Linked DNA regions of Homo sapiens: region 1 is linked to region 2. Evidence: chromatin loops called from intact Hi-C (ENCODE). Cell type or tissue: PC-3. All regions are shown on one strand. Links, peaks and the distances in the headings refer to the core of each region. The heading gives the core; the rest is flanking DNA.

Region 1 (4,398 bases), core at 281-4,280, 56 kb after region 2:
TTCTACCCTCCCCAGACCTAAGCTGCTCTTCACTCCTCCAGCCAGCCCTCCTTTTTCTGAGCCCCTTTTTTCCATGCTGAGCTGTCTGCCCGTTGCTCCCTTTCCCACCCCTGTTTTCTCTCTAACTGCCCCTCTATATACATCTGGGCTGGTGCCTAAGACTTTTTAGCTGACTGGTTAATCACTGACCAATCACCACTACACTGCTTTGGATTTGGGATCCCACTAGTAAAACTAACTGGCATGTTTGCACTGGTCATCCCCCCTGCCAAAAGCATCCTATGTCACCAAAAAGGCACTGTTTAAGGGTTCAAGATCACACACCCTCAAGATACCTGAGAAAGGTCCTCAAATGTGAGTCACCTAGTCTAATAGTAGAGGTAAGATCAGAGATGAAATGTGACTTGCTCAAGGCTGTGCGGCTAATCAGAGGCAGAAACTAGAACGATTTCTCCTTCCACTATACCACAAAAACCCAAGGTTAATAACGATTAAGAAGAGTTTGTAAGTAAACCAAAATAAAATGCCTAGTACACAGGAAAAGTCTTTGGGATCTCTCCACAGACTTTTAGACAGAATAAAGGCAGTCTTTACAATGAGAAATGCTACTCAGTTCAACAGATGCCACCAAATACCAAGGATCCTTACTCAATTCTGAAATGGAATCTGTGACTACGGAGAATATGTCACTATTTGAGAATAAGAGGTCCCACCTGCTCCATTATTTTCAAGTTTTCAGTCACAAGGTTGTAACTTACTCTCATCGTTTAACAAGATAAATTAATCAAGCTGAAGTAGGATTTGGTACACCGATGATAAAAGCAAAAGTCAACAAACATTTTTACAAGCAGATCATCCCAGTTACCTTAAAAGTTTCAGATTAATTTACAGAGAAGTGACAGAACCATATAATTTCAGTGAAAATCAACAAGATAGTTATACCATTAAAAAAAGATCAATTCGGCTGGGCGCGGTGGCTCATGCCTGTAATTCCAGCACTTTGGGAGGCCAAGGGGGGCGGATCACCTGAGGTTGGGAGTTCCAGACCAGCCTGACCAACATGGAGAAACCCCGTCTCTACTAAAAATACAAAAAAATTAGCCAGGCGTGGTGGCACATTCCTGTAATACCAGCTACTTTGGAGGCTGAGGCAGGAGAATCGCTTGAACCTGGGAGGCGGAAGTTGCGGCGAGCCAAGACCATGCCATTGCACTCCAGCCTGGGCAACAAGAGCGAAACTCTTGTCTCAAAAAAAAAAAAAAAAAAAAAAAAAAAGAAAAGAAAAGAAAAAAAATCAATTCGGAAATACTAAGGCAAGCATGCAAAATTCAGAATATAAAAAAACGCAAAGCCTGGTTGCCCACACACATTCCTTAGGTTAAGGTGGATTTAAAGATGCTCATCAGAACCCAGTGAATCAGAAGCTGAAAGGGACACTTTGGTGATCAGTGGACGCATTCTCTCATGTAAAAAATGGAGGGAAAGTGAGCACACAGGAACTGGTGAATCTTACAAGGCTAGATTAGGGGTGTACATAGCTCTAATTCCTGGTGCTATTTGCAACTACATGTATTTAAAATCCAAGGAGGTAAATACCTAGAACACATTAAGCCCACTGATTTAAACAAAACATTTCAAGACCGATATACAGAAAGTGAATGAAGTTGTTAACACAGGACAGCAGCATACCTCACATATTTATGTCTAAGAGATTAAATGGAAATAAATGATCGCTCAAAAATTTTAATGCTAGTTTTCACAAACACAACCAAGTTTACCAAATTTCCGGATTTACAGCAAAATGTATGAGCTAAAAAAGTGTGCATTCTTCAGTTTCTCCTATACTTTTTTTTTTTTTTTTTTTGCCTATTTTCAAAACTGACCACTGGGTATTTTTAACATAAGCCATGTCATATGTAAAGTTTAACTATGTTTCTGGAATAAACAAAATCCATAATATTTCAGTAACTCATAGTGTATTTATAAAATGAAAAGTTCTCTATCAAAATATACTTTTCACTGGGAAAAAAATAGACAAATGGATCTACACAAAGTAAACATTAACTTTGGTAGATTTCAGTGTAGTTCATAACAAGCATATTTGCCCTTATTCCCCTGGAGCTGCTCAACTACCAAGAATTATATATATATATATATATATATATATATATATTTTTTTTTTTTTTTTTTTTTTTTTTTTTTTTTTTTGAGACAGAGTCTCACCCTGTCATCCAGGCTGAAGTGCAATGGCATGGTTTCAGCTCACTGCAACCTCCGCCTCCCTGGTTCAACCGATTCTCCTGCCTCAGCCTCCCAAGTAGCTGGGCTTACAGGCGCCCGCCAACACACCCGGCTAATTTTTTGTATCTGTAGTAGAGACGGGGTTTCATCATGTTGGCCAGGCTGGTCTCGAACTCCTGACCTCATGAGCCGCCTGCCTTGGCCTTCCAAAGTGCTGGGATTATAGGTATGAGCCACCGCGCCCGGCCTTAAATATTTTTAACTGAGATTTTATTATGTTGACATTTGTTTCTCATTCCACATCATCTTCAGCCAAGCTCTAAGCACTTACAATTCTCTAATTGTTGGGAGCTTAGTCAGAGGCATCTGGAACACTGGTGGTGGAAGAGTTTGCTGTAAGACCTGCAGTAACTGCTGTGGCTGTCCACACACAGCAATTGCATTTGTCAGATGGTCTACACCCTTCTCATATTTACCTTGAGCTAGTAACTCTTCACCAAGCTGTGTTTCTTCAAGGAAGAATTTCTGAACAGCGTCAGCATCTTTAAGGTCAGGTAACTTGGAAAACCCAGCTCTCTCCTTGGGAAGCTTCTGTTTCTTTCTTCGTTCTCGAAGCCTGTTCTTGAAATTGGGGTCACTTCGTCTTTTGTGGTAAAAGTAGATGCAGTACCTGATAAAAAGGGCCCCACATACACTGGCGGCGATGGCGCTCTTCCGACCCACTGTCTTCTCTACAACGCAGAGCGTGGACGGTGGCGGCAGGGACTGCGAAGGAGCGGTGGGCCACGAACCCTTAGGGCGGAGGGCGGAGGGCGCTGCTCATACCCAACGCCCGTGGGCCAGGACTCGGAAAGCCTGAGAAAACTTTTAAAGTGTTCATGTGATTAGATCAGGCTTGCCTAAATAATCCCTATTTCTAGGTCAATTGATTGGAGAACTTAATTACATCTGCAAACCCCTTCACCACAGTACCTAGATTGAATAACTGGGAGAAGGTATGTGTACACCAATGGCTGGGAATGTTGGTGGGTCATCTTAGAATTCTTTCCAGCTGCCGGGTGTGGTGGCTCACACCTGTAATCCCAGCACTTTGGGAGGCCGAGGCAGGTGGTTTGCCTGAGGTCGGGAGTTTGAGACCAGCCTGACCAGCATGGAGAAACCCTGTCTCTACTAAAAATACAAAATTAGCTGGGCATGGTGGCGCATGCCTGTAATCCCAGCTACTCAGGAGGCTGAGGCAGGAGAATCGTTTGAACTTGGGAGGCAGAGGTTGCAGTGAGCTGAGATCACGCCATTGCACTCCAGCCTGGGCAACAAGAGTGAAACTCCATCTCAAAAAACAAAAACAAACAAACAAAAAAAACAGAATTCTTTCCAACACATCCTGCAAGGGTCCATCTGGACTTAGGAATTAGGGGATGAGAAAATAACTAGAGTAGTACAGCTGCACTGCAGGGACCTGAACCTAGATATACCTTTCCACACCTTTGCACTTTTTTTTTTTGTTACCCTGATTCTCTTTGGTAGTTGGGAATTCTGCACAATGCCCTATACCAAGAGTGGGCAGACACCAACCTGAAGGCACTGCTGTCTCATGGCTATCTAGTGTAGCTGATCTATCTGAGGTCACACTAACACCTTTATCCTGCATTTGATGTTATTATATACCTTGCCACATGGGCACTGTGCTAGCTTGCCCTCACCCTTGGGTGCAAGTAAATGCAGTTCAACTACTATGGGGTCATATAAGAAGACAGGGGGTGATGGGGCTACTCCTGTTTTCCTGTTAAGGTGATTGTACTGGGCCAGATGTTATAGATTTTTTCAGAAGAAGCCCCTCACCAGAAATAAGGGAATACCTGAAATTGTAGGAGATAAGTGGAGGGAAGATGCACTACCTTGTTCTTAGATCCCTCTGGGAGGATTGTCACTCAGGCTATCCCACATTCTTCCAGGCATCTCTGATTGGCTGCCAGTGGCTCCTTTGCTAACCTGTCACAATATTGGATCAGCCATCAGTTACTACCTGCAGCAGGGGAGAGCTGGAAACAGTCTAGTGTTTCATAACATTTTACCACTTCCAGCTTCCTCTCCTACTCTGTTGAATTACACTAGACTACCCACCTGCCTGTGAAACTGTCAACAATGGACTCAGGT
Region 2 (4,398 bases), core at 204-4,203:
TGACTCTCTGAATCCTCACAGGAGCTTACTGAGGTAAGTTATTATCCTTGTAGATGATAAAACTGAAATGGAAAAGAGTTAATGGCAATAGGCATCTGATTCCCAGCCTATACTGCTTTCCCCTGATTTGTGCTGCCTTTCATCAAATAGAAGAGATGTGATTAAAAGATGGGAAAGAATTTGCAAATATAGGATCTTTGAATAGTAAATTATTAAAGAAGAGGCTTTAAGCCGAATTGTGCTTTGTGGCTCAAATGTCTTTATGCTTTTGTAGGAAGAGTGATAGCTATCAATATTGAGTGCCTGCGATGCACGGTGTTAAAAACTTTATGTAAGCATGATTAGCCTCACAATTACTTATGTACAAAGTATTGTCATCTCCATTTCATAGGCAGAAAAACAGAGTTTCCTGAAGACTTATAATTAGAACCACATTACAACTGAGTCTTGTGAATCTCAGTTTAGGGTTCTTTTCACTGTGGCAAGGAACAAAAAAAGATGTCATTGAGGTCTTATAAAGGAGACTGCAGTAAAGCTGTAGCTATGTTGTTTGTTATTGAGGAGGAAGAGCCCTGGGGTTCATGCCATATGGCAGGGAGGATAACACCTGCTTGGTAAAAACTTGTACTGGTTTAGTATCTACAATTAAAACCACTAAGGCTGTCAAGGACATTGTTCTCCCCTAGTTCAGAACATTTGTCCAGCACTAGCTCAGTGCTCTATATATCCTTACTAGTTTTACATGGAGGATATGTTTTGTATTATGGTAGCATGTCATTATTTTCCATGTTGGTTTCAAACAGATGATTCCACTTGTGAAATAATCAAATATAATTGCTGCCTAAGAAATTAAGACTCAGAAAGATTAAGTGACTCACTCCCTACGTTTGAATGAGTTAGTAGTAGAAACCAGCACAAAATTCTGCTCTCCTGAGCATTCATGTATTCACTCATACCCTAAATATTGACTTAGTATCTTCTTTATGCCAAAATACAAGTGACACAAAAATGAACGTGCACTGTCTTAATCCTTGAGAAAAAAAATTAATGACAGACTGGGGAGATAAGGGCTGCAAGAGAGGCATGAATAATGTACAATAGGGTTATATTTGATGGAGTGATTTATTCTGCTCTGAAGTACAAGGAAGTTTGCAGAGTTCTTGGGCCTTAAAGCTTTGTTCGTTTAACAAACATAATCTTAAAGTCCCTTTTAGCTCTAAATTCTGTTATCTGTGGTTCACTGGTCTGAGATCTGACTCTAAGATTCCATGGCATTTTAATGCCTGATTCTCATTTATAAAATGAATAGTTACCACATGATAAGTTCTTTGGGTGCTGAGAAGTCAAGGACTAGTAAGATCTCTGCTCTTGGTCTCACAATTTTTGTGATGAATCAGAACATGTAAACAAGGATTTATAATATAGTGTTAAGTAAGCATCAGGTAATGATACCAGGCAGAGAAAAAGGCAGTGCTTTCCTGTCTGATGGACAGCATGAACAAAAGTTGGGTTAAGGATCCAGTATGTTAGGCCAGAGAGCTTGGACTTTGTGCTGGAGCTGAGGGACTATTTTAAGTAGAAGATTGATGTAGTTGGATATGTGATGTCTAAACTAACATCTTAGATTTCTTTGGAAATTGGATCAAGATAGTAAACTGAATTCATGTGCCCATCTCTCTTGCTATCTCAAATTTCTTAATTTCAGAAAAGATTTCTTAAAAACCAAATTAAAAGCAATGCTCTGAAACAAAAGCATGACATAAATCAACTGTTGTGAGGAATTCATGGAAGATAGAAAGCAGAAAAGGTCAGATTGATCAGAGCAGAAGAAGCCACAGCTTAAAGTATGTGTAAGAGAAGATGCCTAGGAAAATGAAAGTAGCTCCAGAGAAAATGGGCTGAAAGAATATATACAAGAAGCAGGAAAGAGTCATGGGTCATCTTCAAGGGTAAATTAATTTAATTCTACCTTTGAAACAGTAGGGGCAGCCTCCTCCTTACAGTGAACAAAAGGCAGCAGGTGCATTTGATTCTAAGCTAAAATCAGCTAATTTTCTGAAGAAAGTAAACTGCCTACTTGAGGAAAGCTCTTGCTGTGGGTATAGGGGCCTCAGAGAGAAACAGAGGAACCTGAGTTAACTGCAAAATTCTACCGCAGATATAAAGAAAAGGAAACAGGAGAAGTAGCTCTGCAGTGAAGGAAAATACATTAAAGTTTTCCATCCCAAGAGTAAATTTCTCATACTTTTGATACCTGGGAGGAGGGGAATCTCTACTTTTCCATGCCTACATACCCTAAAGTAACACTTGCCAATAACCATCTATCTATAACTCACAAACAGATCGTATCAGACCTCCCATTCAGAGTAGGACAGTGGAAAAACAGACTTACATAAGTTTCAGAAAAACTAATGCTAATTACATACACTAATCTATCCTTCACTTATAAATATGAATGAATAGCTAAGGATCTGCAGACATTTGAGAGAAACACAACATTAAAGAGAGGAACCAAGATAAGGAAGGAAAATTAGCCCCAGAGGAAGTAGATAAGTCAGGAAATAACTTTTAAAAAAATCTAGTATTTTCAGAGAGGATCTGTAGATGTTTCATCTACAAAAACACCCTGCTATTAGAGCAATCAGAGGAGGAAAGAATGTTCTTAGTATTAAAAACATAAGACATAAATTTATGGCTGGGTGCGGTGCTCACACCTGTAATCCCAGCACTTTGGGAGGCTGAGGCGGGTGGATCACCTGAGGTCAGGAGTTCGAGACCAGCCTGGCCAACATGGTGAAACCCCATCTCTACTAAAAATATAAAAATTAGCTAGGTGTGGGGGTATATGCCTGTAATCCCAGCTACTTGGGAGGCTGAGGCAGGATAATCACTTGAACCTGGGAGGCAGAGGTTGCAGTGAGCTGAGATTATGCCACTGCCCTCCAACCTGGGTGACGAAGCGAGACTCCATCTCAAAAAAAAAAAAAAAAAAAAAGAAATGTATAAGGTTTAAACAACAAATGCATATAAGTGAATAGGGAATTAATAATATAAAATATAAAAGATAGAAAATTTGAGAATAAATGACAATAGAGGGTTGGTCAGGGGGATTCAAGCATAAGCAGAGAACAGAGGCAGTAGAGTAAAAAAATAAAGAAAAAATAGAAGAAAAAATTCCCAGCTGAAGAAAGGCATGAGTCTTCAGATGAAGGGCCTGTTAATGACCAAGTCAGATAATTGAAAAGAGATCCAAGAATAAAGAGAAAAATCTTAAAAGCCTCCAAAGAGAATATAGTTCATGTCCAAAGGAACATTAGCATCAGACATCTCATTAGAAATAGTGGAAAAAACAGCAGTATCTTCAGAGGGATGAGGCAAATTGTTTAGAACCAAGAATTTTGTACCTAATCAAACTAACATTTAACTATAAGGTGTCAATATAAAGGTATGTTTGGACATGTGAAGATCAAGGTTTACCACCCACAGATCACTTCTGAAAGGCTAAATACCAAATAGTAACATCAATTACCTCTGGGGTTAATGGTGATTAAGAATACTCACTTAAAAGTATTTTTACCGGCCAGGCGCGGTGGCTCACGCCTGTAATACAAAAAAATTAGCTGGGCTTGGTGTTGTGTGCCTGTAATCCCAGCTACTCAGGAGGCCGAGGCAAAAGAATCACTTGAACCAGGGAGGCAGACGTTGCAGTGAGCCGAGATCATGCCACTGCACTCCAGCCTGGGCCGCAGAGTGGGACTGTATCTCAAAAAAAAAATAAATAAAAAATATTATTATCCAGGTATTTGATTAAAAAGTCAAGTAGGACTTGTAATAAGTAGCTCTCATTCTGGGATCTTCCTTCACCATTGTCTTGGCAATCCCTTTGCATTTTTGTGTTGGTATTCCTATTTTTTCTATGCCACGCCTACATTATTTTTTGTTTACTTTTGAATTTGGTGGAGCATATCCTCTAGTAGCTTTAAGAAAGTAAATGGAAAGTAAACATTTAATAATACCTTTCAGGTCTCAAAATGGGGCGTTCTCTATGCTACCCTCACGTTTAATTAATACTTCAGCTGCTTATAGAATTGCAGGTTACACATATTTTTTCATCAGAATTTGGAAAACATTACACTTTTGTCATCTAGCTTTCGGTACTGCTAAGTCCAAAGCCATTTTATTTATCCTTCTCTGTATGTGACCAATCTTTTTTTCTACTCAGAAAGCTTGTAGGGTCGTCTTTGTCACCATTGCTTAGAAATTTCACAATTATATTCCTATTTACATCTATTTATACTGCAGGGAGCTTTGTGAACTCTTTCGGCCTGGAAACTCTGCCCTCAGTTCTAGGAAATTGCTTGAATTATTTTGTTGATGATTTCTTCCCCTTGCTTCTTT

Evidence for each region. Hi-C counts contacts between places; a loop is a spot of excess contacts. Peaks named below come from ENCODE experiments on the same cell type or tissue, not always from the same donor. Only the 100,000 strongest peaks of a DNase experiment are listed, where the experiment ranks them.
Region 1: a loop joins it to region 2, with 2.3 times the contacts of the local background. A loop is called at or near these places in 1 of 110 quality-filtered maps.

What each region holds. Positions count from the first base shown.
Region 1 is chr11:77,312,174-77,316,571 of GRCh38, reverse strand. It overlaps the pseudogene TOMM20P1. Among named protein-coding and RNA genes, the nearest start is that of GDPD4, 13 kb to the right of the region's middle. In PC-3, for the core only: no CTCF peak of the experiment used is centred there; a DNase peak (open chromatin) is centred at 2,581; H3K27ac peaks cover 462 bases.
Region 2 is chr11:77,368,042-77,372,439 of GRCh38, reverse strand. All of the region lies in intron 5 of PAK1 (p21 (RAC1) activated kinase 1), which reads left to right. Among named protein-coding and RNA genes, the nearest start is that of GDPD4, 69 kb to the right of the region's middle. In PC-3, for the core only: a CTCF peak has its summit at 1,993; no DNase peak of the experiment used is centred there.